Regions from separate parts of the Homo sapiens genome. Here region 2 is linked to region 1. Evidence: chromatin loops called from intact Hi-C (ENCODE). Cell type or tissue: gastrocnemius medialis. All regions are shown on one strand. Links, peaks and the distances in the headings refer to the core of each region. The heading gives the core; the rest is flanking DNA. Region 1 overlaps ABCC5 (ATP binding cassette subfamily C member 5). Region 2 overlaps ABCC5 (ATP binding cassette subfamily C member 5).

Region 1 (16,544 bases), core at 5,520-13,519:
TGTCTACTAAAAATACAAAAATTAGCTGGGCATGGTGGTGCACGCCTGTAACCCCCCTACTCGGAGGCTGAGACATGAGAATTGCTTGAACCGGGGAGGCTGAGATTGCAGTGATCCAAGATCATGCCACTGCACTCCGGCCTGGGCAACAGAGCGAGACTCCATCTCAAAAATAAAATAAAATAAAAACAGGGCCGGGCGCGGTGGCTCATGCCTGTAATCCCAGCACTTTGGGAGGCCAAGGCAGGTGGATCATGAGGTCAGGAGTTCGAAACCAGCCTGACCAACATGGTGAAACCCCACCTCTACTAAAAATACAAAAATTAGCCAGGCATGGTGGCACATCCCTGTAATCCCAGCTACTCAGGAGGCTGAGGCAGGAGAATTGCTTGAACCCGGGAGGTGGAGGTTGCAATGAGCCGAGATTGCGCCACTGCACTCCAGCCTGGGTGACAGAGGGAGACTCTATCTCAAAAAAACCCAAAAAAACAAAGAGCGGACCCTAATGTAACCTATGGACTTCAGTTAATAATGAATCTGTATTGGCTCATCAATTGTAACAAAGGTACCACACTAATGGAAGATGTTAATAATAGGAAAAACAGATGAGGAGGACGGGAGAGGTACAGAGGTATATGGGAGCATTCTGTACTATCTGATTAGTTTTTCTGTAAAACCTAAAGATGCTAAAAAAAAAAAAAAGAAAACTGTTTAAAATTTTTAAATATCTAGCTTAATGTTCCCCAATGGGTTCAAATCATACAAAGTTAGTGTTTAACCTCCTGACCCTTGCTTGGAATTTCTCAGTTAAGATGAGTCCAGTTTGCAGTTTGAGCTGTTTCATCAGTTCCGTTTGCCTCTCGCCTGTGTATTAACTGTGCTCTTGCCTTTCTCCCTATCTGCTGGAACAGTTGGAATGCCAAGATGCCTTGGAAACAGCAGCCCGAGCCGAGGGCCTCTCTCTTGATGCCTCCATGCATTCTCAGCTCAGAATCCTGGATGAGGAGCATCCCAAGGGAAAGTACCATCATGGCTTGAGTGCTCTGAAGCCCATCCGGACTACTTCCAAGTAAGATGCCGTGCTGAGTGATGACAGTGAAGCATCAAAGGCCTTTTTTTTTTTTTTTTTTTTTTTTTGAGATGGAGTCTTGCTCTGTCGCCAGTGGCATGATCTCGGCTCACTGCAACCTCCGCCTCCTGGGTTCAAGTGATTCTCCTGCCTCTCAGCCTCCTGAGTAGCTGGGACTACAGGCGTGCACCACCACCAAGCCCAGCTAATTTTTTTGTATTTTTAGTAGAGACGGGGTTACACCATATTGGCCAGGATAGTCTCAATCTCCTGACCTCATGATCTGCCCGCCTCGGCCTCCCAAAGTGCTGGGATTACAGGTGTGAGCCACCGCGCCCGGCCCATCAAAGCCGTTTTAGAACATTCAGGCTAAGATTAGATCATCTGGGGAGACTGGTCTTTAGCTAAGAGCTGTGTTCACTAAACAGTGTCCATTAAACACGGGCTGCCCTCTCCGTGCGTGTTGATAGCTTTGTGATTTCGGTTTTCTCTCCTTAGACACCAGCACCCAGTGGACAATGCTGGGCTTTTTTCCTGTATGACTTTTTCGTGGCTTTCTTCTCTGGCCCGTGTGGCCCACAAGAAGGGGGAGCTCTCAATGGAAGACGTGTGGTCTCTGTCCAAGCACGAGTCTTCTGACGTGAACTGCAGAAGGTAGGCGCCTCTGGTCCACCCTCATCTCCCCCATGCCGGGTGGGCAGGGCCTGAGCTAGGAGTGTGAAGTCCACAGCTCTGTGTCTTTAAAGAGCCGAGCTGTCCAGTGGAGGGCGGGCGGCCTGGGGATGACTTTCTCTTTGCTCTTTTGCTTTATCTCCTATTTCACCTTTGATCCTGTTTTAACCACGGGCTTTCTCTCTCTCTCTCAGCCCCGCTTCTCTTCCTGAGTCTGCAGGGAGATTATGTTGCTGCCTTGTGACAGAATACATTTTTGTGGTAGCTGATTGTCATGATTAAAATGTAGTTTACAACTTTACATTTTACCACAGGAACCTTCAGAAAGGGTTGGGGGCCCCTGAAAAAGAAAGTTCTTATTCACAAATTGCATTCAGGGATCATTTTCCTGGGTGGAAAGAAAGGCTTTTGCTCTCATCATTTTCTGTATCCTGGGAGGCTCCTTATACAGGGTAAATGTGTAGTTCCCTAGGAAGGGTATTTTTTCCCAGAAGGTGAAGACTATGTACATAATTTTAAAGGAGAGACTTGTGTGAGTGGTGGCAAAACCTGGAGACAAAAAGTGGTGGCAGGCGGGGAGCTAGGTGTGCCTTTCCCCCGAGGAGATGTGTAACGAGGACGTGTGCCCTTGTTAAGACTAGAGAGACTGTGGCAAGAAGAGCTGAATGAAGTTGGGCCAGACGCTGCTTCCCTGCGAAGGGTTGTGTGGATCTTCTGCCGCACCAGGCTCATCCTGTCCATCGTGTGCCTGATGATCACGCAGCTGGCTGGCTTCAGTGGACCAGTAAGTTCTAACCATCCTTTCCGACAGTCTCCAGGGGCCCGGCCACGGCCAGCTCTAACACTCTTATTCTGTTGCAGAGGTTGTGCTCAGCTTTGGGCTAGGTAGCAGTCTTAGAGATGCCTTCAGGTCTGTTGAAAGGGGTCGATGGATTTTGGCAACAGCTGGAAGGATGAAAGGGCAGTGTTGCCAGAGAAGAAATGGAACTGGCTTGATTTCTGGGTGGGGGTGAAATGGAACTGACTCCAGTTCTGCACAGGACTGTGCTTCTCGGTTGTGTGTTAACATGAACTGACAGTCGGTGCAGGCAGATGTGTCTTGCAGTGCTATGAGTGGGTGAGAGCACGTTGTGTGGCCCGGGCTGGTGAGCCAGCACCGGGAACATACCAAGTGCCTGGAGGCAGTTATCACATGTTTGGCAGGTCTGTGGCAAATAAGCCCTGAGAAAACTAGAGGACTGTCGAGGATTTTAGAGTCTGACCTGGAGTCCGTTTAAGTTTGGCTTATAGTGTGACTGTGTGGCAAGTGTTGGGGTGGCAGCCGTGGTTTTCCCCAGTCTGTACTGATGCAGAGTAGACAAGAGAGCCTTTGACGTTCACTCTGTTTCCTGGGCACCTGTTTCTTACACCTGCTGTGCTGCCTTACACTTGAGACCTTGATTAAATCTATTCTCTACACATTTGCCTTGAGGCATCGGAGCAGTAGTACTGCTTGTACTGTGCGTTTTCCATATGTGGGTAAGCTGGAGGTTCATGGTTTTGGTAAGTATGTGCCTAAGATGCATGGCAATTAGGTAAAACTAATTTGCAGTTTTGTTTTTGTTTTTATTTTTTTAACGTTTGATGCCTCTTGTTAAAGTTTTGATCTCTTTTCTGAAGCAGAGAACACTACTTTTCTGGTATTGGGTTTCTATATTATTAATAATTGACCAACTAACATACTTTATATAAAAGTTTTAAGTAAGAAGGACCATGTAACTGAAATGTTGTGTTATGTAATTTACCAAAATGGCAAACATTTTCATAGAGCCAGCTTCCCCCAAGAAGAGCTTCTGTCATTGTTTCACTACAGGGCTGGTGGCTGCTCTGATCTCATAGAATTCATTCCTCTGGGTAGCACCATATGCAGGCTTTGCGAATAAAGTGATCATGGGCTTTCTTGATTCCATTTGGCCAATGCAAGAACTTCATTGGCTCCCCTCTAAAAAAAATTCCATGGATTGCTGGGATTTTTATTTTTTATTTTTTGAAAAAAATGGTACCTATCCGTATTCAGCTTGGTGGCTTCACAGTCCCTCCCCTGAACATCCGTATATTCCTTATTCTCTCATTTATGGTGCAGAACACTGGGGTACTAACCTCTAGGAAACTGTTCTAGCTGCCAGGGAAAGCTAAGAGCCCTCCTTTAACAGGAAAGCAGCAGCATGCTTTTTCTTCTCTCTGCCGTTTCAGGGAAGAGCACCTTAAGGCCAGTGTTATTTCATGGGATTCTGCCCTAGAGCTGAGAAAGTAATGGACTCATCCATAATCTCTTTTATAGATTTGAAAGTGTAAACAATACACACTTCCTTTTTTGGAACTCCAATTCTAATATGTTTCTTTTTCATTGGAAATTGAAAAACCAGGCTGGTTTTGAGATTAGTACTAGCAGTGAGTAAACCTCCTGTCTGTGGACTTAAATCCTTTTGAGGAACATTTCGTTTTAGATTTTTACAAGTTTTCTAATCTGGCACGACTTTCAAACTAGCTTAATCTGTTCTTACAGAAACCTGTGTAAGGACAGACTGCCCACATACGGGCTCCCCAAATAAAATGGCATTTTTATTTCTTGTCCCTGCTCGGGTTTCACCGAACCTTGGTAGCCATAATCAGAACAAATGAAACACAGTCAAGTTGTTGTGTTCTGTTTGTTTTTACCTGCCAGCCAGCTGATGCTGACATTTATACACCAAGATGATCCAAGGTTTTGGTGACGCCGGTGGGGACTGCCGCTATATGTGCAGGGTGCCCGGGGGTCATAGTAATGTTAATGGAGTACCAGAATCTCTAACAGTGTGGTCCTGTGTAGCCACATTGCTACACTTACAGAGATGCTTTGGGGCCTTTTTGGATTAAGACAGTTCTAAAAGACCAGGCCTCACCTATGATCTGTGTATAAAGAATTAGCATCGCACTGTAGATCTGCAAGAGAAGGCCGCCTCCTGCAGTGCTCTCTCTTGGTGAATGCTAACTCTGCTCGAGGGCCTTTTGGGGAAAGGACAGTGTAAAACCCTTAGAGAGGTAAGTTTCCCACCCTTCCAACCTCTCTCCACCTGCAGCTTGCTTGGTGCTGTCAGGATCTGGATTTGGGGGGAGTCTCTCTGTAGTGGAACCAGTGACAGAAGCTGTTCTTTAGAATTTTCAGGATGGCTGTATTCTGCGGTCAGAATGAGAGAGTCAAGCTGGGCAGAATCTCTCGCCAAGAGTTCAGGTAAGGTAATGTTTATTCACTGGGAATGCTTTCCACAGCCAGACAGCTATGCTAACAGTCTCAAGTTTTCTTCCAGTTTGTTTAGATTTAAATGATACATTTGTAACTTTTTAAAAACTAAATTTTGGTTGGATTTTTCATGAAAACCTCTTTTTTCTTTATCCCCTAAAAAATGGTTTGAAATGTCATTGTTATTTAAAAACCCGATGTGTTGGAACTTCTTTAATCTGCTGTTTCCTCTTTTTCCCCCCCTTTGAAAGTTTCGCATAGTGTAAACATTCACTATGTCTTTTACCTTCCCTGCTCCTCCCATCTGGGAGGCGCTGATGCTATTACCCAGTGCTGAAAAATGGCACTCTAAAGGTATGGGAAGGAAGGAGCCCAAGGCAACCACCTGCTGTCCTTTCAGCCTTCCTTTGGAGACTGCTCCATCAGTGCCGAGGTGTGTGGGAACAGGCTTCACTGCACCGCCATCTTACTGAGTTGCTTCACGTGAGGAAAAGGGGGCTTTGGCCCTGTGACTCAGTTCCACATTTTGGATTGCATACTGGAAAAGAAGCCAATCTTCTTGCTAGTAAACCAGCAACCCGGCTGTATACAGTGGTGACCCAAGCAATGGATATAAACCTAAAAATCTGAGGGAGGGGAGAGGTGGAATACAGTAGTTCTTGGAATCTGAAGTCTCCTATTTGATCAGGTTATTTCCTGGGACTTGGCAAAAATCTGATTGGTGGGGATCTCCTAGGACCTAGTGGACATCTGGTATTAATTTAATCTCAGGAAAAACAAGAAATTAACCCAGAGAGAGTCTGGGTTTTGGAATTCAGCGTAGCTACCTCCAGACCGTGGTGTCTGGCCTCCATTTTTGTCTGTCATTCAGCTCTGACTTACAGCTGCAGTCACCTTTGCTATAAGGCACCTGGGTAGAAGGGTGGATGGGCTTCACATCAATTTTTTTCTTCCTTTAGGGTGGGGGATTGGTTTGGCTTTCTTTTGTTGTGGTTTTTTGTTTTATTTTTGTCAAGATTGATTTTTAGATGCAAGGACTTGAAAAGACCCAGAAGGATGCCACCAGTTTTTCCTTGAGGCCTAGGATTTTTTATTCTGTCCCGAGCAGAGGTAATTCCTCACAACTTAGTGCACCAGTAGCACCAGCCATTTTGAGCAGAGTACCTCTTTGGGGAGCTTTTCGTTTTGTTTTGTTTTTAATTCTCTTTCCTTAGCAGCAAGGTCTTTTTTCCTAGAGAATCTACTCCGTTGCAGAATCATTGCAACCTCAGGAGCCCTCACTGATTGAGTGCTGTCAGCCTGATATACTACTTTGGACTCTGGAAACAGATATGGGTTCTATTCTCTATTTCTACTGTGTGTCGTTAAACAACCGTCGGAGACCAGATGACCTGTTAGATGGCTAGTCCTGTATAACTCGACTCTGTATGTTTCAATGTATGTTACTGCAATGCTTCACCTGCTGTACAGTGTTTGTGAGATGCTCTTTGAAGATGGTACTTTTATATTTTTTCATTTTCAATAAAAGTACATTCCTTCCCACTTCCTGGTATTTAATACTGTTGCTGAATGTGCCTTGTGTGAGTGTGTGCTCCGGCGTTGCAGGACCTCAGCTGGAGGTGGCACTCGGTGGTTCTTGGGGGCTGGCCGCCTTCCCTCTGCAGGTGGTGTTAGACATATGCTACCTGAGGTAACATGTTTTCATTTTTGGGAGGGAGTCGGGAGTGGGGCGGGCCCATGGGAGGGTCTCTGGATTTTTGATAGCCTGCTTTGTTTGCTCTCTTCTGTACTATTAAACTGCTGATGTTTATTTTCAGGAATGTTTTGCAAATGCACTTCTCACTCTTCCCCAGTACAACTGTAGGTACACTGTTCCTTTTTATCAAATAAGCACGTTTGAAACGATCCAAAAAAAAGGTCTTAATTTCATGTAAACAAATGTATCCATGTGTGGAGATACTGGAATAAGGTCAAAGCTATACTTTTGAATGACCATGTGTTTAGAGTTAATTTCAGCTCATTGATAGGTTTATGTTACATTAGAAAGAGTAATGGTTTTGATGATGTCCTGTAAGGAAGAAAGTTTGCAATTAGACCTAGCTCCTGCAGAATGCCCTGAGTAAGTTACTGCAGGCAGCTTGTAATAATTGGGTCTTCCAAAGTTTTGCTTTGCTTGCGCACTGGTCCCTGAGTGGAGCTGCCTACTCTTTCTAACTTAACATAAAACTATGGCATTGTGTGTGAGTGCCGTGGAGATGTTGACAGTGGTGTGTGTCTCTCCCTGTAGGCCTTCATGGTGAAACACCTCTTGGAGTATACCCAGGCAACAGAGTCTAACCTGCAGTACAGCTTGTTGTTAGTGCTGGGCCTCCTCCTGACGGAAATCGTGCGGTCTTGGTCGCTTGCACTGACTTGGGCATTGAATTACCGAACCGGTGTCCGCTTGCGGGGGGCCATCCTAACCATGGCATTTAAGAAGATCCTTAAGTTAAAGAACATTAAAGAGAAATCCCTGGGTGAGGTGAGTGAGGGGTGTTTGCTTCACAGCAGAGAGCAACTTCCTAGCTTGAGGTTCATTCCTCTAGGGCCCTGCCTTATCCTTTATCTTCCTCCTGAGACAAATGAACCGTGTCCTTGCAGGGTCCCCTCACTACTCTTTGTATCTTATAGCTCATCAACATTTGCTCCAACGATGGGCAGAGAATGTTTGAGGCAGCAGCCGTTGGCAGCCTGCTGGCTGGAGGACCCGTTGTTGCCATCTTAGGCATGATTTATAATGTAATTATTCTGGGACCAACAGGCTTCCTGGGATCAGCTGTTTTTATCCTCTTTTACCCAGCAATGGTGAGTAAGCCTCCCAGCTGAATCCTGGCAGCTTCTCCTTAGGAGATGAGTTACTTCCATTGGGTTATAGTAGGCATTGCTGAGGTCTCACAGCTCTGATTGGAAATTTCCTCAAAGCAGGTTCAATCTAGAGCTCGATAGTGCTTGCTCTATAGGGACAGAATTTTGACTTGAGAGGAGGTAAGGTGTCACTTGCATGAAAGAGAGTCTGAATGAGAAGGTCAGCTGGTGAACCCTGTCCCACTTGACATAGGAGTGTTTGAGTCACTGCGTTGGAGTTGGTGCTAAGTGATAGGGCCCTCCTGCCTCCCCTTTGGAAGCACTCAGTCTCTGTGGTCACTATTGAGAATAAATACTTTCTTGTCTTCATTGCCTTATAAAGAGATAAGAATTCAGTAATGTTTTATTACAATTCAATAGGTCACTTTTATTAAAGACAGTACGATTACATAACATTTGGCCCATCCTAGCAAGCAGGATTATATGCTCATTTTATTGAGAATGACCTTAAGCAGATTAGGTAGTTCTCAAGTTTGAATGAGCTTTAATTTGGCGTGGCATCGCTTTTCCTTTCAGATGTTTGCATCACGGCTCACAGCATATTTCAGGAGAAAATGCGTGGCCGCCACGGATGAACGTGTCCAGAAGATGAATGAAGTTCTTACTTACATTAAATTTATCAAAATGTATGCCTGGGTCAAAGCATTTTCTCAGAGTGTTCAAAGTGAGTTTAAAGATTTTGTATGTGCATGTGGTAGAAGGACCTTGGATTCTTTGGGTCTTATAATTCACACACTTTGCTTTCTGAGCACATTACGTACTAGGACTAGTGTCTAGTATCGTAGGACATAATATCATAGAATCTTTGTGTTCAAAAGGGATCTTAGAGGTTTGAACCCATAACCTCATCTCACTGATGAGGAAATTGAGACCTGGGAAAATGTTGATTTTTCCCAGTTAAAACACAGCTAGTTAGGAATAATCCAGTTTCGAAGCCCCCTGTGTATATTCTCATCCTGCCCATGATTTTCCAGCCTGGTCATGAGGCTTTCACAGAAGACAATATCAAATTACTACTGAGAGCATCACCTTTGCCCACTCTACTCTGTGGTTTCACGGGAAATAGTTTGTGGCCCTTGAGGTAAACTGGGAGTCAGGATGGCTGGATGCTGGTCCTAGCTCTGTCAAACGTGTAAGTGCCCACAAAGCTAGGAGAAATGGCACAGATGGGGCATTCAGAAAGATCTCAACACAAATTGAACCAGTGTGCCTTGAAACAGGTGAAATTTAAGTAGTAGATAATTAAAAACAAACACATAGATACTTAATTTAAATAAAAGAGATGAGGCTGTTGGTGGACCATAACCTCATCAGGAGCTGAGTCCAGTGCTGTGAAACAGTCAATGCATTATAGTTGGAGTAGAAATACAGTGTTCAGGCCAGGCGCCAGTGGCTCACGCCTGTAATCCCAGCAGTTTGGGAGGCTGAGTTACGTGGATCACCTGAGTTCAGGAGTTCAAGACCAGCCTGGCCAATATAGTGAAACCCCGTCTGTACTAAAAATACAAAAATAAGCTGGGTGTGGTGGTGCATGCCTGTAATCCCAGCTATTCGTGAGGCAGAGACAGGAGAATCGCTTGAACCCAAGAGGCGGAGGTTGCAGTGAGCTGAGATCACACCATTACACTCCAGCCTGGGTGTCGCAGCGAGACTGTCTCAAAAAAAAAAAAAAAAAACAAAACAGTGTTCAGAGCAAGGCAGCTGTTGTTTTCCTTTCATTGAGTAACCTTCAGGAACATGATGTCCAATTCTGGAATCTACATTTGATTTATGAGGGCTGTTAAGCTAAGAAGCATCCAGAGGAGATGAGCACTCAAGAGGTGCCCAGCAGTGGACGGGGCTGCCTTGTTAAGCAGTGAGTTTGTTTCTACTAGAGTGGAACAAATGGATTCTGAATGGACATCTGCCAGCAGGTTGATGGCAGGATGGCTGCCACTGGTCCCTTCTGGCTCTCTGATTCTGTAGTTTTATGATCTTTTTTCTGAAATTTCCCTCATCCATCAGCCCCTGACTGGTTATCTTTACCTGTATGTATTAATTTGAAAAGAGTGTTCTTACTCATTATAGACATGGCCAAGGTGTATAATACATGTTCAAGTAAGGAGTTCAGTGTTTTTATGTGACTTACAAGCTAGCTGTGAAGATAGTTCCCAATGCCTTAGGCAGTGGTAATACCTTTAAGGTCAGTGTATACCCTCTTAGAAGAATTAAGTATTTGCCAGGTACAGTGGTACATGCCTGTAATCCCAGCACTTTGGGAGGCCTAGGCGAGTAGATCACCTAAGGTCAGGAGTTCAAGAGCAGCCTGGCCAAAATGGCAAAACCCCGTCTCTACTAAAAATACAAAAATTAGCTAGGCGTGGTGGCACAGCCTGTAATCCTAGCTACTCAAGAGGCCGAGGCAGGAGGATCACTTGAACCCAGGAGGCAGAGGTTGCAGTGAGCTGAGATCACACCACTGCACTCCAGCCTCGGCAACAGAGTGAGACTCCCGTCTTAAAAAAAAAAAAAGTATTGGCCGGGCGAGGTGGCTCATGCCTTTAGTCTCCACGCTTTGGAAGGAGAGACAGGATCACTAGAGCCCAGGAGTTCAAGACCAGCCTGGACAACGTACTGAGACCTCCTCTCTACAAAAAATAAAACATAACTGGGCATGGTAGTGCACATCTGTGGTCCCAGCTACTTGGGAGGCTAAGATGGGAGGATCACTTGAGCCATGGAGGTTGAGGCTGCGGTGAGCCGTGATTGTGCCACTGCACTCCAGCCTGAGCAACAGAGCGAGACCTCGTCTGAAAAAAAAGTATCTTATTGTTCTGCTTCCTGCTCCACGGTCTTCAGTACACTATGGTTGCTTTGCTAATATGGGGGTTGATTTTGCAAATATTTAAGAAAAATCATTCTGCCTATAGAAATTGTATTTCACCTATCTTCTTCCGGTTGTCATTACTGCATTTTTATATGGAAGCTTCTATCCCACTGCCAACATACAGCAGGCACTCTGGGAAATGTTAGTTCCCTCCCCACTGCCCCTTTTTTTTTTTTTTTTGAGATAAGGCCTGGCTTTGTCACCCAGTCTGGAATACAGCGGTGCAATCTCGGTGCACTGCAACTTCCACCTCCCAGGTTCAGGCAATTCTCCGGCCTCAGCCTCCCAAGTAGCTGGGATCATAGGCGTGTACTACCACACCCGGCTAATTTTTGTATTTTTAGCAGGGACGGGGTTTTGCCGTGTTGGCCAGGCTGGTCTCGAACACCTGACCTCAGGTGATTCCCCCTGCTTTGGGCCTCCCAAAGTACTGGGATTATAGGCATGAGCCACCGCACCTGGCCTCTTAGTCCCTCCCTTTTTAATTCTCCAGTGCCATTGTGTTGTCTTTCCTATTAATTCCTTAGGCAAAAAGTCAACAACAACCAGGTAAGCAAACACAACTGCCAATTATAGATACAATTAATGTGTTCATTCCTTCTCAACCTAAGAAATTTACAAGAAGAATCAGAAAAAGGTATCATAGAAGATGATGATTGAGTTCATACATAGTGACTGCTTTCTGTTAGATTCATTCCTGTCACTTGATCCATTTCAAACCTCAGCCTTTTATACCAGCTTTAGTGGTAGAGTTGATAGTCATAGGTGTTGAAGGGTGGCTGGAGACCTACAGAGTCTTGTTTGGAGGTGGAGGAACAACATCCCTAGGCTTCTTTTAACTTGCTTTGAAATTGGCTTGCTTTTTATTCATAGAAATCCGCGAGGAGGAGCGTCGGATATTGGAAAAAGCTGGGTACTTCCAGAGCATCACTGTGGGTGTGGCTCCCATTGTGGTGGTGATTGCCAGCGTGGTGACCTTCTCTGTTCATATGACCCTGGGCTTCGATCTGACAGCAGCACAGGTCAGGGAACCCTCAGGGATGGGGAACATTTTAGAAATACCACATTTGCTGGAGGCTGAGGCAGGAAAATCACTTGAACCCAGGTGGTGGAGGTTACAGTGAGCCAAGATCATGCCATTGCACTCCAGCCTGGGGGACAGAGCAAGACTCCATCTCAAAACAAAACAAACAAACAAACAAAAAAAAAATACCACATATGGAGATGATGCTGTGGTCCTCTCCTTACTGGACCTGGAGGTTCCCCCAAGAATTAGTAGGTATTTTTTCATTCATGGGATTAAGCTGAGAAGCAGAAGAGTGGGGAGCCAGCCCTTATGCACAAATAGTGTATGAGTTGTTTTTAGTCAACATAAGTTTGAGTTTAATTCTGAAATTACAGATCATCCTGTGGTTCATATTTACTGACAATTTTAATTGAAGGTCTCAAAAACTCTACTTAAAAAAAAATGTGGCCAGGCATGGTGGCTCACGCCTGTAATCCCAGCACTTTGGGAGGCCGAGGCGGGCGGATCACTTGAGGTCAGAAGTTTGAGACCAGCCTGGCCAACATGGTGAAACCCTGTCTCTACTAAAAATACAAAAATTAGCTGGGCATAGTGGTGCATGCCTGTAATCCCAGCTACTCGGGAGGCTGAGGCAGGAGAATTGCTTGAACCTGGGAGGTGGAAGTTGCAGTGAGCCAAGATCGTGTCACTGCACTCCAGCCTGGGCGACAGAGCGAGACTCCGTCTCAAAAAAAAAAAAATGTAATTGACTTGTAATAACAGCTGACCGTGAAGTTGCAGCCTTCCTAGCGCCTGAGAGGAAATTCATGGTGTCAGGTTACTTCAGTTGCATAGCATCATTAGGCACAGTTTCTTCTCTTCTCCTATTTTCAGGCTTTCACAGTGGTGACAGTCTTCAATTCCATGACTTTTGCTTTGAAAGTAACACCGTTTTCAGTAAAGTCCCTCTCAGAAGCCTCAGTGGCTGTTGACAGATTTAAGGTAAGTGGCTCCTTCCCCTGCCCCCGTGTCAGGAGCCCTCCCCACACAACTAACTGCTGGCTCTGTTCAAGGGGCCACCCAGGCTGGCCTCACTGGGCTTAAGCTTGGCTTTGGCCTTTTGGCAAGTTGGTAAGAAAAAGGGGGCAGTGGAGGAGACTGAATTGAGGGATGAGACTTGTCACCTTTTTTAATTAATGTGAATTTTTACCTTTTGTGAACGGCCATGATCTGGGCTCCCAGGATTGCAGAGTTCCCCTTTAGAGCTAGCCCCTTCCACCTGGGCCTGACATGGATGTGTCGCAACTCACTGGGCCTTGAAGTGGCTTAAACCTAGAAGACCAGCACTGTGGGGCATCTTCCCCTTGATCTTTGCTACTGTCACTTTGATTGATTGACATGCTGAATCCTTTTTGATACTTTCTTTTTCCTGCCCTGTGGTGCTACTCACGATGCAGGGAAAGCAGTTACATGGAAATAGTCATAAAACTAGGTCATGTTGAGAAGTGCAGTTAAGTAAGTCTCAGCTTCTTTTCTTGCAGGTGGTTAGTTGATCATACCTTGGCTGTGTTCTTTGTTCCTTCAGAATACTACACATACATGATACAAAAGGGAGTATATTTGGGAGGGTGGAGAGAAATAGATATTTGATAGTGGTTAATACTTAACAAAAAAAGGGATGCCATGTGGGCTGGAATTCCTTGATGTTGCCACTGCATAGATTAGCTCCTATGTCCCTGCTTGTCTTTATTGGCCAGTGAGAGGAATAAGAAAGCAATTTTGGTGATGTGAAGGCTTGAAGCTCACATGTTTGAGGGATGAATATAATCATCTTGGAGGTTCAGGAGAAAACAAATTGGATTTTCTTCTTAAGAAACATGGAAACTCAGTTCCCGAGATTTGTTTGTATTCTACTTGTTTACAGTTGACCGGGTGACTTTTATTTGGTCAAGAAAGCTAGTCCTGGCTGGGTGTGGTGGCTCACACCTGTAATCCCAGCTCTTTGGGAGGCTGAGGCAGGTGGCTCACTTGAGCCCAGGAGTTCAAGACCAGCCTGGGCAACACAGCAAGACCCCGTCTCTACAAAAAAATAAAAAAATAGCCAGGTGCAGTGGTGTGCGCCCACAGTCCTAGCTACCCGGGGGGCTGAGGTGGGAAGATTGCTTGAGCCCAGGAGGTCGAGCCTGCAGTGAGTTATGATCATGGCACTGCACTCCAGCCTGGGCAACAGAATGAGACTCTTATCTGTGTTTTTGTTTTTTTTTGTTGTTGTTTGTTTGTTTCTTACAAAAAGAGAAGAAAGAAAAAGGAAGGGAGGGAGGGAAGAGAGAGAAGGAAGGAAGGAGAGAAGAGAGAAAGGAAGAAAGCTAGTCTTCGAATGTGCCCCTCCCCCACCCCAACGTGGCCACTTCTTAGAAAACCAAGAGCTGAGTCATATGAAAAAAAATGGCCTAATGGGACTCAGAGCTTTATTTTGCTGAATCCGCAATAACCAGTCGTGGATGAAAGCAAATGTTTGACCATAAGTTCTCCCTGCTGTTCATTTCTATATTCTTGTTAGTGAATGGATTTGGTAGCACTTTGGATAAAGTAAGGGCATGTAGTGTAGGTTGGTCCTCCCCTTGTTTTTCGAGGGCTCTCATCTCCTGCTTATTAGTGAGGACTTGGATTAGCAGGTGGCTTTCACATCATAGGTCCCTCCTCTCTCCAGGAAGCCTCAGAATTAATAGTAGAAGCAGCACCACCCACAGCTCTATTTGATGCCCCATGAGACTTTAGACCCCTTCTATCTTACTTCTCTTGGTGGTCTCAGTCTCTTTTTTTCCTTGTTATTCTTTTTTTAATTAGATGCTTGGCACAAGATAACAAGTATTTATGGCCAGCCTTGGTGGCTCACGCCTGTAATCCCAACACTTTGGGAGGCTGAGGTGGTTGGATCACTTGAGGTCAGGAGTTCAAGACCAGCCTGGCCAACATGGTAAAACCCTGTCTCTACTAAAAATCCAAAAAATTAGCCAGGTGTGGTGGTGTGTGCCTGTAGTCCCAGCTACTCGGGAGGCTGAGGCAGGAGAATCGCTTGAACCTGGGAGGTAGGGGTTGCCATGAGTCGAGATCGCGCCACTGCACTCCAGCCTGGGCAACACAGCGAGACTCTGTCTCAGAAAAAAAAAGATAACGAGTGTTTATTACTTAATTCCTCCCGAACTCTAAGCCGGTTCTTTCTTCTTATCTTCAGATGTCTATTAATTAGAATTACATTGACTTTATGAGGGTTGGGGGGCTGTTTTTTAGGTGTAAGGCAACTGTTTATTATGTTTCTGAGTACGTTAAAGGAAGTTTGCCTCAATCTTGGGGGACCATCTAAGGCAGCCTTTTGAAAACAACAGAACTGTTCCTGGGATTGTATCTCCCCAAAAGCATCTGCCCTCTCATCATTTTTAGAAGATGGAATATAGAATAACAAGGATGAGACTTGCTTCTTTGATTCATTTTACAGACCTTGAAACTCACTGACGATGTTGCAGAGCCCTGCTTTTCACCCTGTGTCTTGTTTTACATCATTTTCTTTCTTTCTTTTTTAAATTGGAGTTGGAGATCTGACAGATTTGCAAGTATAGTCTTTTCTCTATTTCACCTACCCTGCAAGTGCATATGGCAGGAGAACTTGTTGCTTCCTGTTGGGTAGTATGCATAAAGAATAGGAAAAGAGATATAAAATTTATTTATGTAACCTGTAATTTATTGATTTGATAACCTGTAGAAAGGCAGTGTGAAGCTGCACTGATTGTCACCAGTGGAATAGGGTGGCTTGCTCTAGCAAATACAGACACAGGACACCCAGTGAAATACTGCATGGAATATACTTATACTGAAAAATTATTATTGTTTTTCTGGAATTAAATTTAACGGGGGCCCGGCATGGTGGCTCACGCCTGTAATCCTAAGCACTTTGGGAGGCTGAGCAGGTGGATCTCTTGAGGCCAGGAGTTCGAGACCAGCCTGGCCAACATTATGAAACCCCGTCTCTACTAAAAATACAAAAATTAGCTGGGTGTGGTGGTGGGCACCTGTAATCCCAGCTACTCAGGAGGGCTGACACAGGAGAATGGCATGAACCTGGGAGGCAGAGGTTGCAGTGAGCTGAGATTGCGCCACTGCATTCCAGCCTGGGTGACAGAGTGAGATCCTGTCTCAAAAAATAAATAAATACATTAATTAATTAATTTAACTGGGCATCTTATATTTATCTGGCAACCCTGTGAGTAGTCCCCTCTTCTGTTCTCAACAGATTCATTCTGATTTGATTCTTCTAGTGAATGAATAGTGTTTTCATGGTCAGTGTCCTGTGATAAAGTTGAGGCTTATGGTTTATAGGTTTATATGGTTATAGGTTTATGTTATATCTAAGATTCTGTTGTTCTGACAGGTGCAAATTCAAGTAGATACAAGTTCAAGTATGGGGAGGCCCTTCTCTGCCTCTTAGCACGTCAGGGCAGAGTGATCTGAAGCCGAAACTCTCCTGGTAGAAGGGAGGGTAAGGCTGCGGGGAGTAGGAAGGAAACATGGGGCTGGAGCTGTGAAAACCAGTAGGTACTGGCATGTTTCTTAATAGTTCATTGAGGCCTAAAAGACCTTCATCCTTTGAATAACTCTTTAAGGGAGAGAAATGATGGAAATTCTGTCGGCATGTGGTTTTACTCTGTGAAGGTGATCAAAATGTTTGGCATGTTACTCTTAGTTCAATCTCTCAGGAAGGCTTTGAACAAAT
Region 2 (16,544 bases), core at 3,734-11,733, 44 kb after region 1:
GGAACTGAGTGTACGTAAACTGGATTCTCTAATAGAGATGTGCTTCACTGATTGTTTTGACAGTGAGCCTCATTAGTGGTAGAATATTTCTTAAGCTTACAAATGAATAACTTTCTTATTCTCAGAAAGGATGGCAGGTGGCTGCCCAGTGTATCTAGTAATAGCTCTTCTTTCATGTTTAGAAGTTAGCCTCTTTGCACACTGTCCTGGTGTGTAGATGACCCGTGTGTGTACATATGTGCAGTGTTTGAGTTAATGTTATGGTTGGCGAGAGCCTTGTGCTGGAGAGGTTAGGATTACGGTCAGTGGTGGTACAAAGTGGACCCTGCTGAAACCGGTCACATTTCAGAGGCCTGCCCTCCCACTGACTGTCCCAACACAGAGTCCTTCCAGCTTGGAGTTTTAGACTTTAGGCTTAACCCCCCAGAGTGCTACAGTCTTTGGCCCTTACTTCCCCCCATAAGGCTATATACTCCATGGCCAATTGCCAGAGAGTTTTAAAAGATCATGAGATATGATTGTTGATGATAAAAATTACCCAAGCAGTTATATCACAGCATTTTGAGCTGGAATAGATTCTCAAGATCATCTAATCCAGTCCCCACAATTTGCAGATAAGAAACTAAGATGCAGAAGAAGTGGTGATCTGTCCAGGTCACACAGTGGCAAAATTAGAATTAGAGTCTGTGTCTCCTGGATTGACCAAGACATGCCAGAATGCCAGGATCCAATCAGATGTTCAGTAAATATTAGTTTTCTTCCTTTGGATTTAAGCCAATGATTATCAAATGGTAGAATCCTATCTCAAAGAATTTCAGTAAAAACTGCTGTGGTGGAGGGGTGGAAGGCCTCATGTCTGCCCGTGTTGGTTTTCCTTTGGCCCCCAAGGCAGCTTTGTGGAATAGTTCCTTGAGACAAAAGGTAGTCTGAACACCACTTCCCTCCCCAGGCTGCTGCTAGTAGCCATGACACTTAGCCATTGTGCTCTGTCTCTGTCGAGTTTAGTGATGATAAGCATTTACTTCCAAGGGATTCTTTCCTAGCAAGGTGACAGGGTGGCAGCTACCTCTGTGTGGCTACTATGGTTGTCCTGGTTTTATTTCTCTGTGACAAAGCCTGCAGCTCCCCAAGAATCTGTGGTCAGTCTGAACTGGCCACCCTTGTCTCCCCAGACTCTGTCCTTGGAAGCACCTGCCAGAATTAAGAACAAGGCTCCCTCCCCTGACTGGCCCCAGGAGGGAGAGGTGACCTTTGAGAACGCAGAGATGAGGTACCGAGAAAACCTCCCTCTCGTCCTAAAGAAAGTATCCTTCACGATCAAACCTAAAGAGAAGATTGGCATTGTGGGGCGGACAGGATCAGGTAAGGATGTGCAAAGCCTTCTTTGAATCCATTGGAACGTAGCAGTTTATGAAATATCACTTTCACCCCTTTAAACCGGATCCTTGTTTGTTTGATGAGCAATTAGTGTCTCAGCCCCCTACTGAAACCAATTTTCTAGGTTTATTGTTGACCCCACTTTGATGACATTGAGTGCTTTTCACAGTCATAAATGTGCACATTCTCAATGCAGAACACTGGGGCACACAGCCAAGTACGAAAGAGGAGCAGCACCCACAACTCTGCTACCCAGAGAGAAGCACTGGTAACATTTTGGTAGCTATCTTGTTAGGCTTCCTCTAGTAATATGTAGGTTTACAAAAATGAGGTCATTGACACATGCTGTTTCATGGCCTTCTTTTAAAACTATCAGTAGGCTGGGCGCAGTGGCTCATGCCTGTAATCCCAGCACTTTGGGAGGGCGAGGCGGGTGGATCACCTGAGGAGTTCAACACCAGCCAGAACAACATGGTGAAACCCCGTCTCTACTAAAAGTCCAAAATTAGCCAGGTGTGGTGGCACATGCTTGTAATCCCAGCTACTTGGGAGGCTGAGGCAGGAGAATGGCGTGAACCTGGGAGGCGGAGGTTGCAGTGAGCCAAGATCACGCCACTACACTCCAACCTGGGTGACAGAGCGAGACTCCGTCTCAAAAAAAAAAGAAAAGAAATGCGTAACTGTAGATCCTTTAGATTTCTAGGGTCAGGACTTGAGTAATTTACTTCTTTTTTTTTTTGAGACAAAGTCTCACTCTGTTGCCAGGCTGGAGTGCAGTAGCACGATCTCAGCTCACTGTAACCTCCACCTCCCAGGTTCAAGCGATTCTCCTGCCTCAGCCTCTCACGTAGCTGGGACTACAGGGGCGCCAGCTAATTTTTTTGTATTTTTAGTAGAGACAGGGTTTCACCATGTTGGCCAGGACGGTCTCGATTTCCTGACCTCATGATCCACCCGCCTCAGCCTCTGAAAGTGCTGGGATTACAGGTGTGAGCCATCGCACCCGGCCCCTTTTTTCTCACTTTCGTTCCTGAATTGCATTCCAAAGACTGAACTTGTCTTCTTTTACTGTCCTTTTTATCCTTGTATAAGAGGTATCTTTGATTCAGTTTTCATTAGTTTTCTAGGCTCCATGCTTCTTTGGCATCAAAACTCTTCTAGCTTTTTTCCTTGCCATTAAAAAAAAAAAAACCTTTTGTCTTTTCTGGCCAATTGATTTTAAAGAACTTTCTAAGGAAGAAAAGGAAAAAGCCATTTCCTGCTTTCTGTTTGAGGGAATTACTTCACGTCAAAACAAGACATTGCTCCAGGTCTTTCATGCTGGAAGGGAATCTTTAGCCAAGCAGGGTGACTCTCCCCAAGCCTTTTTACTGTTCTCTCCCTTGAGCCCATCTGCTGCATTCGTCCCCAGGGGTACACTGCTCCCCTGAAAGCTGACTGATGTCCTTTGTTATGATTTCCCTTTAACACAGGTGAGATAGGCCAAAACAAGCACCACAACTTCATTAAACAGTAGTTAGTGACAGAAGAGAAACAAGAAAAAGAACATAGTGGCCAGGTGCAGTGGCTCACGCCTGTAATCCCAGCACTCTGGGAGGCCCAGGCTGGTGGATCACCTGACGTCAGGAGTTCAAGACCAGCCTGGCCAACATGGTGAAACCTCATCTCTACTAAAAATACAGAAAGTTAGCTGGGCGTGGTGGTGGATGCCTGTAATTCCAGCTACTCGGGAGGCTGAAGCAGGAGAATCTCTTGAACCCAGGAGGCGGAGGTTGCAGTGAGCTGAGATTGCGCTATTGCCCTCCAGCCTGAGCAACAAGAGCGAAACTCCATCTCAAATAATAATAATAATAATAATAATAACCTGATTTACACTCCGGTTCTAATAGGGCTTCTTCCAAGTTTCACGGGTAACTTGGAAACTCTCCTGTGGTCATGTCAGTCAAGGACACCATCTTGAGGACTTCACTGCCTTTCTTACCAGCACATTCCATCAGTGCAAAGGTAGTCAGATTCAGAGGACTCTAAAGTCTTCCAGTCCAGGTGGTCCAAACCTAGGCACCTTTTGTTAAACTGGAACAACTTGACCCATTGTTTCGGGCACCATTCCTTCCTTAGCTTAGATCTTAAAGCCCTGCCTCGGCCCAGAGGGAATGTCTCCTCCCCTCCTATCTGGGAAAGGGGCCAGTAACTGAGTCCCCCAACCCTGAACAGAGTCATTCATTTTTTTTTTTTTTTTTTTTTTTTTTCCTGAGACAGAGTCTCAGTCTGTTGCCCAGGCTAGAGTGCAGTGGTGCAATCTCGGCTCTGGAGTAGCTGGGATTACAGGCACATGCCACCATGCCCAGCTAATTTTTTTTTTTTTTTGTATTTTTTAGTAGAGACAGGGTTTTGCCATGTTTGCCAGGCTGGTCTCAAACTCCTGGCCTCAAGTAATCCACCCACCTTGGCCTCCCAAAGTGCTGGGATTACAGGTGTGAACCGCTGCGCCCACCGGCCTGGAGTCACTCATTTCTAGGAGGAGAACTATCCTGCTAGACGGACCAGGTTTCCTAACTCGTTTCTGGTAGAAGGATGTGAGGATTGTTGCATTAGGAAGATGGGTCCTAATACAGCTTTTTCCAAGTTTCCTGGGCGTTACTTCTTCCAAGTCTTATGGGTGTTTTTCAGGTTCCCATTAGGCTGTTAGACAGAGGTATGCCCAGGGGGTAGATCCCGACAGTGGGGTCGTGGCTGTAGACACTGGGGCAAGGCAGGCTGTTTGCGCCCTCCATGAGTGCTGAAGAGACAGCATCGTGGTGATCTCGATGAGGCCCTCACAAGAGGTCTTTCATGACATGGTGGCACGAGAAAGGTAGGAGGGTCAAGAACCAGGCGTACAGCCAAGGAAAAGTGATTCAACAGCTAAAACCCTGTAGTTCTAAATCTAAACCATGGAACCAAGTTGCAGAAAGGTAGACAGGACTATGGCAAACTTCTTTTCTTTTTGGCTCTGTAGAGAGAGCACCTTTTAAATGTTTATATCCTTTGACACAGTAATTTCAGTTCTAAGATTCTTTCCCAAGGAAATTGTCTGAGGTGGCAGTAAAGTTTCAGCACTAAGATAATAGGACATAACATTATTATAAGTTTTACATAAACTAAATGTTGACCCTTAGAGGGCTGGCTGAACAAGAATACATGCACATGATGGAATGCAACCACTAAAATTTTATCTTGAAAATTTTTTTAAAAGATGGTTGACTGAGTGTTATACAATGCTTTTGTTTTGTTTTGTTTGAAACAGAGTCTCGTTCTGTCGCCCAGGCTGGAGTGCAATGATACGATCTTGGCTCACTGCAACCTCCGCCTCCCAGGTTCAAGTGATTCTCCTGCCTTAGCTTCCCAAGTACCTGGGATTACAGGCACTCGCCATCTTGCCCAGCTAATTTTTGTATTTATAGTAGAGACAGGGTTTCACCATGTTGGCCAGGTTGGTCTCGAACTCCTGACCTCAGGTGATCTGCCCGCCTCAGCCTCCCAAAGTGCTGGGATTACAGGCATGAGCCACCGTGCCCGGCCAATGCAGTGTTAAGTGAAAAAAGCAATTACAATATTGCATTTCTGATATGATCTCAACTCTGAGGAAAGACCGAAAGGAAGTGTGCCTAAAATGATAGAAGTGAGATTATGGGAGATTGATGATGTCATCTCGTATTACTTATGTAAACTTTTCAAATGAAGATTTGGTTAACCTGTTCTGCTGATTACTGTAATAACACTGATCCCCCAAACCTGCTTCTCTGCCATAGTTTCCTATCACAGTAGGGCCATTGACAGCTACTCATTGAGTCGAGGCAAAACCTCCTTCCCGTATGTGTTTATTTATCCCTGGAACTTCTTCAATTCCCCAGCTGCTGCTGTGGCAACAGGAGGCCTTGTCTTAGTCTCTCTCTCAGCCCTAATAAGGGGGTAGGGAGAAAAAAGACATCTTGTCCTCTGGTTTGCCCCTCAACTGCTTGCTGTAAGATCTCTGTTCTCCTAACTTTGCCTAAGAAGCATTCAGCTCTGTGCACCTGTTCCTAAGGTGACCAGGAGGCATTTTTCCATTTTACTCTCATGAAAATGGAATGGTCAGCCAGGCGCGGTGGCTCACGCCTGTAATCCCAGCATTTTGGGAGGCCAAGGTGGGCGGATCACGAGATCAGGAGTTTGAGACCAACCTGGCCAATATGGTGAAACCCCATCTCTACTAAAAATACAAAAATTATCTGGGCATGGTGACGCGTGCCTGTAGTTCCAGCTACTTGAGAGGCTGAGGCAGAAGAATCACTTGAACCCAGGAGGCAGAGGTTGCAGTGAGCCGAGATCGCACCACCGCACTCCAGCCTGGGCAGCAGAGTGAGACTCCGTCTCAAAAAAAAAAATGAAAATGGAATGGTCCCTTCCCTTCCTTCTCAGGCTGAAGCTGTGTAATTTGAAGGTGTCTGCCTGGTATCTCAGGAAAGTTAATTGCATTTTTCTATCATTTTATACATTATCTCAGTTAATCAGTTGAAATAACAACTGAATAGAAATGGAAAAATAGTTGGCATTGCCCTGAGGCTAAACCAGCATTGTCCTCACAGACTTTGCTAACAGCTCCTCTCTTGCATGTCTTCTGACTCATCAGGGAAGTCCTCGCTGGGGATGGCCCTCTTCCGTCTGGTGGAGTTATCTGGAGGCTGCATCAAGATTGATGGAGTGAGAATCAGTGATATTGGCCTTGCCGACCTCCGAAGCAAACTCTCTATCATTCCTCAAGAGCCGGTGCTGTTCAGTGGCACTGTCAGGTGAGGACCTGAGCACCTGCATGTCTCGTGCGTCACTTAGAGGCCAGATGAGCATGTGGGACCACATGATGCTAGCACCGCCCCCTGGGACCATGAGCTCACCATCTCTAGTCTGGTGCTTTTCCCACTGCACCATGTGCTTGCTGGTGCAGAAGGGAGAGGCAGCACCACTCACAATGCCACTTGGTTGACTGAAGGGTGCAGGGAGGCCTGCAACACAGTGCTGAAGAGGCCAGAGAGGTCTGGGCCCAGGGCTCTGCTCCGTGACTTCGGACAAGTTATTTAACCACTCCTGTGCCTGTTTCCTCAACCATAAGATGGGGATGCTTTAAAGACCTGTTGCTGTGAAGGTTGAATAAGTTCATGTAAATTATATAAGCACAGGGCCTGGCAAATGGTAAGCATTCAGCAAATGGTGGCTGCTGTCATCAGCCTCATTGACATCATCCTCATCTGCCCCCCACTCCATTCTGTCATCTCTCCTAGGTGCGCTGAAAGTTGCAGTTTTTTTGTTCTGTTTGTTTGAGATGGAGTCTCACTCTGTCACCCAGGCTGAAGTGCAGTGGCACGATCTTGACTCACGGCAACCTCCGCCTCCTGGGTTCAAGTGATTCTCCTGCCACAGCCTCCCGAATAGCTGGGATTACAGGCGCCCTCCCCCAGGCCCAGCTAATTTTTGTATTTTTAGTAGAGATGAGGTTTCACCATGTTGGCCAGGCTGGCCTTGAACGCCTGACCTCAAGTGATCCACCCGCCTCGGCCTCCCAAAGTGCTGGGATTACAGGCGCGAGCCACTGCACCTGGCCAAAAGTTCCAGTTCCAATGGTGGCTTTCAGGCATTATTACTACTCATGTTATTTCATTTTCTACTATCTTCCCCTACCTTTGATACTCTGGAATTATGTCACTTTTTGAAATCTGCCAGGTTGCCAGAGATAAAATCCTTCTTCTTGGCCTATTAAAACAGTCCAAGGAGAAAGCATCACATTATCTTTCCTAAGCTTACCTGATCCTACCCTTAGCCTTAAGCTTCAGCCTCCTGAAAACAGTGGATTTCCATCATTTGTGTCCCTGTCTATTAAAAAATCATTCTGGCCTGGCACGGTGGCTCACGCCTGTAATCCCAACACTTTGGGAGGCCAATGCGGGCGGATCACGAGGTCAGGAGATTGAGATCATCCTGGCTAACACGGTGAAACCCCGTCTCTACTAAAAAATACAAAAAATTAGCCGGGCGTGGTGGTGGGCGCCTGTAGTCCCAGCTACTTGGGAGGCTGAGGCAGGAGAATGGTGTGAACCCGGGAGGCAGAGCTTGCAGTGAGCTGAGATCATGCCACTGCACTGTAGCCAGGGTGACAGAGTGAGACTCCATCTCAAAAAAAAAAAAATCATTCTAAAAGTAATTTTTAGCAGTTTTCAGAAAAATTGGTACCAACCTAATTTCAAATAATCATAGGCAGTGTTCAGACTTGTTTTAAAACTATCCCCTCCACCTTTGGAAATGGCATTTTGAACTCAAGGAACTTTGGTAGATATCTTAGTCTGCTCAGGCTGCTGTATATACCAACATACCATAGACTGGGTGGCTTAAACAACAGAAATTTATTTCTCTCAGTTCTGGAGGCTGGGAAGGCCGGGGATGGGTGTCTGCTGAGGGCCGTCTTCCTGGTTTGCAGATGGTTGTCTTGTTCTGTCCTCATGTGGCCTTTCCTCGGTGTGTGCCTGTGGTGCATGCCTGTGGTGTGTGCCCGCGGAAAGGAGAGCTCTTGTGTCTCCTCTTCTTGAGGCCCCACCCTCATGATCTCATCTAAACCTAATCTCCTCCTTACAGCCCCACCTCCAAACACCATCACATTGGGGTCAGTGTTTCAACAGTTTAATTCTAGGGGCACACAAACCTGTAGTCCATAGCAGTAAATCAGCAGAATTCTCACCTGTGTTTGTGTAGTGTCAACACCCTAGAGTATGTTTATTTTGGTGTTTCTGTAATTGAATCTGGACAGCATGCACTGTATCTGTGGTTGATAATAAACCATTCTCTTTGGGTATTGAGGTAATAAGGTCAGACAAGCAATATCAGAAGAAAATTAGAATTTATTGGTCAGGCGTGGTGGCTCACGCCTGTAATGCCAGCACTTTGGGAGGGCTAGGTGGGCGGATCACCTGAGGTCAGGAGTTCGAGACCAGCCTGGCCAACATGGCGAAACCCTGTCTCTACTAAATTAGCCAGGTGTGGTGGCCCATGCTTGTGGTCCCAGCTACTCCAGAGCTCCAGAGGCTGAGGCAAGAGAATCACTTGAACCTGGGAGGCGGAGGTGGCAGTGAGCTGAGATCGTCCCACTGCACTCCAGCCTAGGTGACAGAGCGAGACTCTGTCTCAAAAGAAAATTAGAATTTATTGAAGATGAAAGCCTAAAAATAGGCCGAGTGCGGTGGCTCACACCTGTAATCCCAGCACTTTGGGAGGCTGAGGCGGGCGGATCACGAGGTCAGGAGTACCAGACCAGCCTGGCCAATATGCTGAAACCCCGTCTCTACTAAAAAATACAAAAATTAGCCAGTCTTGGTGGCACACACCTGTAGTCCCAGCTACACGGGAGGCTGAGGCAGGAGAATTGCTGGAACCTGGGAGGTGGAGGTTACAGTGTGCCGAGATCATGCCACTGCACTCCAGCCTGGACGACAGAGCGAGACTCCATCTCAAAAAAAGAAGCCATTGCTTGGCCAGGCGTGGTGGCTCATGCCTGTAATCCCAGCACTTTGGGAGGCCGAGGAGGGCGGATCACCTGAGGTCAGGAGTTTGAGACCAGCCTGGCTCTTCCCATAAATCTCCCTATTTTTAGATGCCACAGGAACACCTTGAAAAAAAAAATTGGCCTTACAATATTTGGCTTTGGCCATAAGAACTAGTTTTTTAAATCATCATTTGGAAGAGAATTAAGAAATAAAGCACGTTAAACTTGAGATTTCTTTTGAAACTGCTGCCACCAAGAAGCCTCAGTTTTAATTTAACAATTTTATAGCATTTCATTTGGGTTTGTGAAATGGGGGCTTCTAGAGTTAGTGGTTAACAACTGACCATGAGGCCAGGTGCGGTGGCTTATGCCTATAATCCCAGCACTTTGGGAGGCCGAGACGGAAGGATCACTTGAGCTCAGGAGTTCGAGACCACCCTGGGCAACATCGTGAGACGTCGTCTCTGCTTTTTTAAATTATATAAAATGTTAAAAGAAAAAGAATTGACCATGGGCGCGTGCAGCTGGTGTGGGTAGAACATCGTGCGCCTGTAGCTTTAGTAGAATTGGAACCATTTGTCTCCAGAGAAAGAAATGTTGACTGCTTTGTGGCTAGCTCAGTAGTTGGTACACTGCTGTCCTGGGTTTGTAGCTACTGAGCTTAGGTGCAGCTTAGGAAGTCAGCTGTGCAAAGTGAGAAAATCATTTCAGTTAAATTTTTGCCAGCTCTAATTTTGGCTTTTTAGTCTGTAGTAGACACTGAGGAAGAATTAAATGCTGGACTTGTCTTTTATCCCCTAAGGTTTCCTTTTATCCTCTCAGGTTTGTTACGGATCCCAGAGAATGTTCAGCTCTTGGTATTCTTTTGTTTTTGAGACAGAGTCTCGCTCTGTTGCCCAGGCTGGAGTTTCAGCTCACTGCAACCTCTGCCTCCTGGGTTCAAGTGATTTGCGTGCCTCAGCCTCCTGAGTCGCTGGGACCACAGGCATGGGCCACCATGCCCAGCTAATTTTTGTATTTTTAGTAGAGACGGGGTTTCACCATGTTGGCCAGGCTGGTCTCGAACTCCTGACCTCAGGTGATCTGCCCACCTCAGCCTCCCAAAGTGCTGGGATTACAGGTGTGAGCCACCGCGCCCAGCCAGTATTCTTTTGCTTTAGTTAGAAGATAGAAAGCCTATGATGAGTTTCCCAAGGCACAGGCAGGATAAATAAGCTGTTTCCTCAGCTGCCTCCTAGAGACTCTGAATCTGGAAACCGCGCCTCCACCACCATTAGCCAGTATTGAGGGTGGGTACCTCTTCTTGAGATACCTGTAAACAATTAAAACTTGAAAGGAATTCTTAGAGGAAAAGCAAGGTAAAACCAAAATCAAACCAACAAAACTCAGAAAGTCACAAGATAAAAATTGTTGAGTTGTTCTGTGTACAAATATAATCTAATCTAAATCATAGGCCAGATAATTTGGGACCACACCCCTTCCTTAGATTAGCCAGAATGTCATTCTAGTACCTGCATCCTGGCCCTCCTTTATCTGCCTGTGTGGGCTTGAGCTCTCCAGCCTGTGTTTCTGCAGCTCCCTATTGTTTTGCCCTCATGATTGCCTCCAAGAAGAGAGGCCCCTTTTCATCCAGGCCTTAAAACACTTTTGCTGGCCTCTGTCTCATGGCCCTAGCTTTCCCCACCTTCTCCCAGAGCTCCCTGTGCTTCCTGGACCCAGGAAACCCAGCCCTGGCCTCTGTCCTATCCCCCGCAGCTGGAGTGTTTTTCATCCTGAGGACTGTCTGGAGCCTGGCTAGGCTGACAGTGAGCTGTCCCCAGCTGTCACTCTGGTATGTCTCTTGAGTCTTCGTCCCCTGTGAGTGATGGGTACCTTGTCTACCCGGAGCACTTCTGCCTGGTGCCCATTCATTAGCAAGAAACAGTGTTCTCATTTCTTCTTCTTCAGGTGCCTTCTCCTTTTGATCTGCTCATTAAATTTTTTTTTTTTTTTTTTTTTTTGAGACAGTCTCGCTTTGTCACCTGGGTTGGAGTGCAGTGACATGATCTCTGCTCACTGCAGCCTCCACCTCCCAGGTTCAAGCAGTTCTCCTGCCTCAGCTTCCCCAGTAGCTGGGATTACAGGCACCTACTACCACACCTGGCTAATTTCTGTATTTTTAGTAGAGATGGGGTTTCACATAGTTGGCCAGGCTGGTGGTCTTGAACTCCTGACCTCAGGTGATCTGCCCACCTCGGCCTTCCAAAGTGCTGGGATTACAGCCATGAGCCACCATTCCCCACCTGTCATAACCATCTTAATTGTATTTAACAAATGCTCAAAACTTCATAAGACAGACACCATTGTTATGCATATTTTATTTTACCAAATAGTGAGGTTTCACTATATTGCCCAGGCTAGTCTTAAACTCCTGAGCTCAAGAGATTCTCCCACCTCTGCCTCCCAAAGTGCTGGGATTATAGGCATGAGATGCCGCCCTTGGCCATTATTCCTGTTTTATATAGATGATGAAACTGAAATCCAGAGAGTGAGAGTAATTTGCCCAAAGACACACAGCTAAAAGTGGCAGAGCTAGGATTTGAACCCAGGCTGGCCGGCTGGCTCTACTCATTACACTCACTGCATTGCCTCCTGAAGCGTGTGTCACGACCCCACTGTTAACCACGACCTTGATATTCCATCTCTCCAAAAAACAGTTAGACGTGCCTCTTTGTGGATCTTGACCTTTAGTTACATTTCTTTTCCCAGCATCTTCAAAGTCTCATCTGCCTTCCTCATCTCAAAAACGAAAAAAGAAAGTCACACAATCTATGCCGTTCTCTCTAGTATTTTTCATTTGCTCTACTTTTTCCTCTTAACTTTTTTCACCTAATCTGACTCTTAACAACTAAAAGCCAAAATCAGTCCGTATTTCTGCATACCTCAGAATAAGATTTCCTTTTGCTTCCTGATAGAAGAAGGTATGTGAGTCCCAAAATCTCCTGCTCTGAAAACCAAGGCTACTATGAAGCACCCAGCACAGATGACAGGGCAGCATGGTTTACTGCAGTGTTTTCTACTATACCGAGGGTGAATTGCTGTGTTGTCTCACACTTTGGGAGATATTCTTGGCTTCATTTAGCAGTGGTCAATGTTGACTATTGCTAAAAATAAAATATGAAGAACCAAAGATGAAAATGTACCTTTGGCAAGATCAGGACTCCAGGGGTTCTGATTGTTAAAAATAATTGCCCTCATGTTCAGACACTTTTCTATCCAATCACTTAACTGAATCCTTTTGATTAAGTGGATGCATAACTTTGCTTTCATTTCTGTCTGTGGGTCAGACCCAGGACCATCTGGCTTCTCTAATGAGGGGAGATATTTTTCCATTCCTGATTGAGCTCCCTGTTGAGGTTGGTCTGGTCTGCCTTACTGTGTACCACCTACGAGTGTATGCAAATATTCATTTTCTATCTGGAACCCATTGTTTAGTGGTCTGAGGCTCCTTCAGCTGGTGTGATGGACCTGGGTGAATTGAATGTTAAGCCTGGGCTGGGCACAGTGGCTCACGCCTGTAATCCCAACACTTTGGGAAGCCAAGGCGGATGGATCACCTGAGACCTGGAGTTCAAGACCAGCCTGGCCAACATGGCAAAACCCTATCTCTACCAAAAAATACAAAAGTTAGCCAGGTGTGGTGGCGCACACCTGTAGTCCCAGCTACTTGGGAGGCTGAGGCATGAGAATTGCTTGAACCTGGCGGGGCAGGGCAGGGGTTGCAGTGAGCTGAGATCATGCCACTGCACTCCAGCCTGGGTGACAGAGCAAGATTCTGTCTCAAAAAAAAAAAAAAAAAAAAGTTAAGCCTGTTGTCGTATTTGCCCATAGAAAATCTGATAGGGCCGGCTACTCAGTGGGCAGGAGACCGCGCTTTTGTGTACAGCAGTTCTCGCTTCTCCATGGTTTCACTTTCTGCAGTTTCAGTTACCCATGATCAACCAGGGTCCAAAAATATTACATACTATATTTTGCAAGAGACAGACCACAGTCAAATAATGTTCATTACAGCATATTGTTATAATTGCTTGATTTCATTATTGTTAATCTCTTACTGTGCCTAATTTATAAATTAAACTTTATCATAGGTATGTATATATAGGGGAAAAAAACATAGCATTTATACGGTTCAGTACTATTTGTGGTTTGAGGCATCCACCGGGGCTCCCTGGAGCATATCCTTGTGGATGAAAGGGGGCTCCATGCCTGCTCTTTGATCCAGAGGCATCTGATGGACTTACTTGCTGTATGTGTTTCCTGGGGCTGTCATAAACAGTTTAAGCCACAAACTGGATGGCTTCAAACAACAGAAATGTACTATCTCACAGTTCCGGGGGCTGGAAGTCTAAAATCAAAGTGTCATTTGGGCCATGCTGCCACTGAACCCTATAGGGAAGGACGCTTCCTTGCCTCTTCCAGCTTCTGGTAGTTGTGGCCATCTTTGGCATTCCTTGGCTTTGGATGCATCCCTCTGGCCTCTGCCTCCATTGTCACATGATGCCCTCCCAGTGTTTCTCTGCCTTCACGTGGCCATCTCTCATAAGGACCAGTCATATGGGATTAAGGGCCCACCCTTCTCTATTACTCTGGTATGACCTCATCTTAACTAATTACATCTGCAAATTACCCTATTTCCAAATAAGGTCACATTCTTAGGTACTTAGGTGTCTTTTGGGGAGACACAGGTCAACCCATTAAACTGTACCATATTAAACAACACTTCCTGGGCCAAGGGTAGTGAGAAGCGAGCATGTTCCAAGCGGGAAAAACGCCGTGCAAAGGGCAAGAGGCGCTGGAGAGCAAGGCGGGTCAGAATCTCCCAGGAGATCGAGAGATGCCCAGATAGCAGGAATGAGGCGGTGCCGGCCTGCTGTCCTCTCACTAGAGTTCTGTGATAATGACGTGATTGTATTTGCATGCCTGTAATTAGTAACCCCAGATATGGAGACAGGTGTGTGGCATAGAGTAAAAGTCCATGTTTCTCCCAGAGAGTTTCCTGTTTCCCACATGCCAGGCATAATTTTATGAGCAAAGCAAATATACTTTTCAGATTACTAGACCTCCAAATGTTATGTGTAGATCAAGACAAGCCGTCCAAAATTACTGTAACATCCCAGTTTTCCACCAAATACCTGTTCCACCACCAATTCTCCACCCTCATCCTCAGTGGCAAAGATAATTTTCTCCTGTCCTAAACATTTCTAGTCCTGGCCGGGCACAGTGGCTCATGCCTGTAATCCCAGCATTTTGGGAGGCCCAGGTAGGCTCATCACTTGAGCTTGAGCACTGGAATTTGAGACCAGCCTGGGCAACATGGCAAAACCCCATCTCTACAAAAAACACAAAAATTACGTGGCATGCGCCTGTAAAAAAAAAAATTTCTAGTCTCGTTCTTTTGGTATCAACTCTGATTTCCTTGAGGTAGATACTGTTGGCACAGTAAGCAAAAATGGTCCCCAAACTGGTCTTCTGTGCCAGGAAAATTCCTTTTTCTTGACTTGTCCTTTATTCTTTCTCTCCTTCTTCCTCTTCCCTTCTACTGGATCAGTTTCTTTCCCTGGTCAGGCCAGCTGTCCTGGAGCCCCATACTCAATTACAGGGTTGTGAACCAGGTAAACCAAGAGAAAGAGGGTGCATTTCTAAGTTTGTACGTATGGAGAGATTTATTTTTTATTTTATTTTATTTTATTTATTGAGATGGAGTCTCACTCTGTCGCCCAGGCTAGAGTGCAGTGGTGTGATCTCAGCTCACTGCAACCACTGCCTCCTGGGTTCAAGCAATTCTCCTGCCTCAGCTTTCTGAGTAGCTGGGATTACAGGTGCCCACCACCACACCTGGCTAATTTTTGTATTTTTAGTAGAGACAGGGATTCACCATGTTGGCCAGGCTGGTCCTGAACTCCTGACCTCAAGTAATCCACCCGCCTCGGCCTCCCAAAGTGCTGGGATTACAAACATGAGCCATTGCACCCAGCCGAAAGATGTATTTTAACAAATACACGCACAGGAAAAAATCTAGAAGGATATTTGCCGATATTTGCATTTATAAATTGTTCTATAACTAGTATTATTTACATAGTAAAAATAGTAAAAGAATAAATCAAGTTTTATGGAGCTGAGGAGGTGGCCCAGTGTGCTGTCAGAGCTCCCATCTGTCTGGTTGTGGAATGAGCCGTCTGTGACCATCAGGGTTTGGAGTCTTCTCTCCCTATGCATGTGTGTTAAACATCTTCCACAGACAGCCTTTGCCAATGGGTCGCTTAGGGTGGGACCACTGAGAAATTCCTGTGTTTCTCCCTAGATCAAATTTGGACCCCTTCAACCAGTACACTGAAGACCAGATTTGGGATGCCCTGGAGAGGACACACATGAAAGAATGTGTAAGTGAAGAGCTTAGGGGAAGCCGTGCTGAGATGGTGAGGGTGGAAGCACAGCAGTGCCCTTGCCACACCCCGTCTGCTCTGGCCGTGCCTCCAGGATGCCTGTGGACAAAGGCTTCGTGGCAGGGCTCTCCAAGTCTTTCAGATACCTGGGAAAAGCTGATCCCTCTCAACCCCACCGCCCACACTGCCTACGGTCATATTGGCCTTGCACTATCCATTGATTGAAGATAGTAATGACAACTACTTAGAATTAAGTGATGCTTTTAATTTATTAGTCATAACAGTGTAACATACTTTGAAGCGTCCACATATACGCAAAAGATATATAACGTGGCCGGGCGCAGTGGCTCTCGCCTGTAATCCCAGCACTTTGGGAGGCCGAGGCAGGTGGATCACCTGAGGTCAGGAGTTCGAGACCAGCCTGACCAATATGATGAAACCCTGTCCCTACTAAAAATACAAAAATTAGCCGGGTGTGGTGGCATGCACCTGTAATCCCAGCTACTCAGGAGGCTGAGACAGGAGAATCGCTTGAGCCCAGGAGACAGAGGTTGCAGTGAGCGAGAGCGCACCACTGCACTCCAGCCTGGGCAACAAGAGCAAAACTCTGTCTCAAAAAAAAAAAAAAAAAGATACATAACATATTGAGTCTGCAGAAAGCACACAGTGTGCATATGGACCATGGACCACAGACATTTTGGGACAACTCAGTAGGCCCTCACAGGCCCTCACGAGCAGCTGCAGTCTACAGGTTGATACCACTGGCCTAGGGTGAGGCTTCTGTTATGCCTGGGTTGAGTCAGGATCCAGGATCCCCTGCCCTAATTCAACTATTAGTAGATGAGTTCTGTTTTTTCCTCTGCTCTATCGGGATTCTTCTCATTTGAAGAATAAGTTCTGCAGCTTACAAAAAATGTTTCACAGGCACGGGCCTACGGCTTTGGACTTCAGAAGGAGAGTACTTTTCCTTACTATACTATTTCCTATTGCAAGACCATATTTTCAGAACCAAAACTTAAGGCCCACTATGTGACTGGATTTTGGGGACATGAAAGCGTTGGGATTTCTGGGATGTTTTAATGGTATAAAGCTAACAGAATAGTCTATTGGAATCAGGGACTGCCTTGGAAGTGGGTCCTAGCACGCATGATCAGTACACCTGCACCTTCATTCCAGATGAGACAGGTTCTTGGCTAATA

What was found. Peaks named below come from ENCODE experiments on the same cell type or tissue, not always from the same donor. Only the 100,000 strongest peaks of a DNase experiment are listed, where the experiment ranks them.
Region 2: it touches region 1 in a loop (1.8-fold over the local background); 2 of 110 quality-filtered maps call a loop at or near these places.

Annotation. Positions count from the first base shown.
Region 1 is chr3:183,973,751-183,990,294 of GRCh38, reverse strand. ABCC5 (ATP binding cassette subfamily C member 5) reads left to right here. Exons shown (of 30, transcript NM_005688.4): 3 at 912-1,069; 4 at 1,568-1,723; 5 at 2,378-2,525; 6 at 7,288-7,521; 7 at 7,671-7,844; 8 at 8,421-8,568; 9 at 11,644-11,792; 10 at 12,671-12,778. Among named protein-coding and RNA genes, the nearest start is that of ABCC5-AS1, 24 kb to the left of the region's middle. RefSeq lists an enhancer at 1-222. In gastrocnemius medialis, for the core only: no CTCF peak of the experiment used is centred there; DNase peaks (open chromatin) are centred at 7,864, 8,094, 9,744, 12,564 and 1 weaker place; H3K27ac peaks cover 7,804 bases.
Region 2 is chr3:183,927,545-183,944,088 of GRCh38, reverse strand. ABCC5 (ATP binding cassette subfamily C member 5) reads left to right here. Exons shown (of 30, transcript NM_005688.4): 25 at 1,173-1,362; 26 at 6,029-6,188; 27 at 15,264-15,342. Among named protein-coding and RNA genes, the nearest start is that of MIR4448, 49 kb to the right of the region's middle. In gastrocnemius medialis, for the core only: no CTCF peak of the experiment used is centred there; DNase peaks (open chromatin) are centred at 4,173, 7,938 and 10,718; H3K27ac peaks cover 350 bases.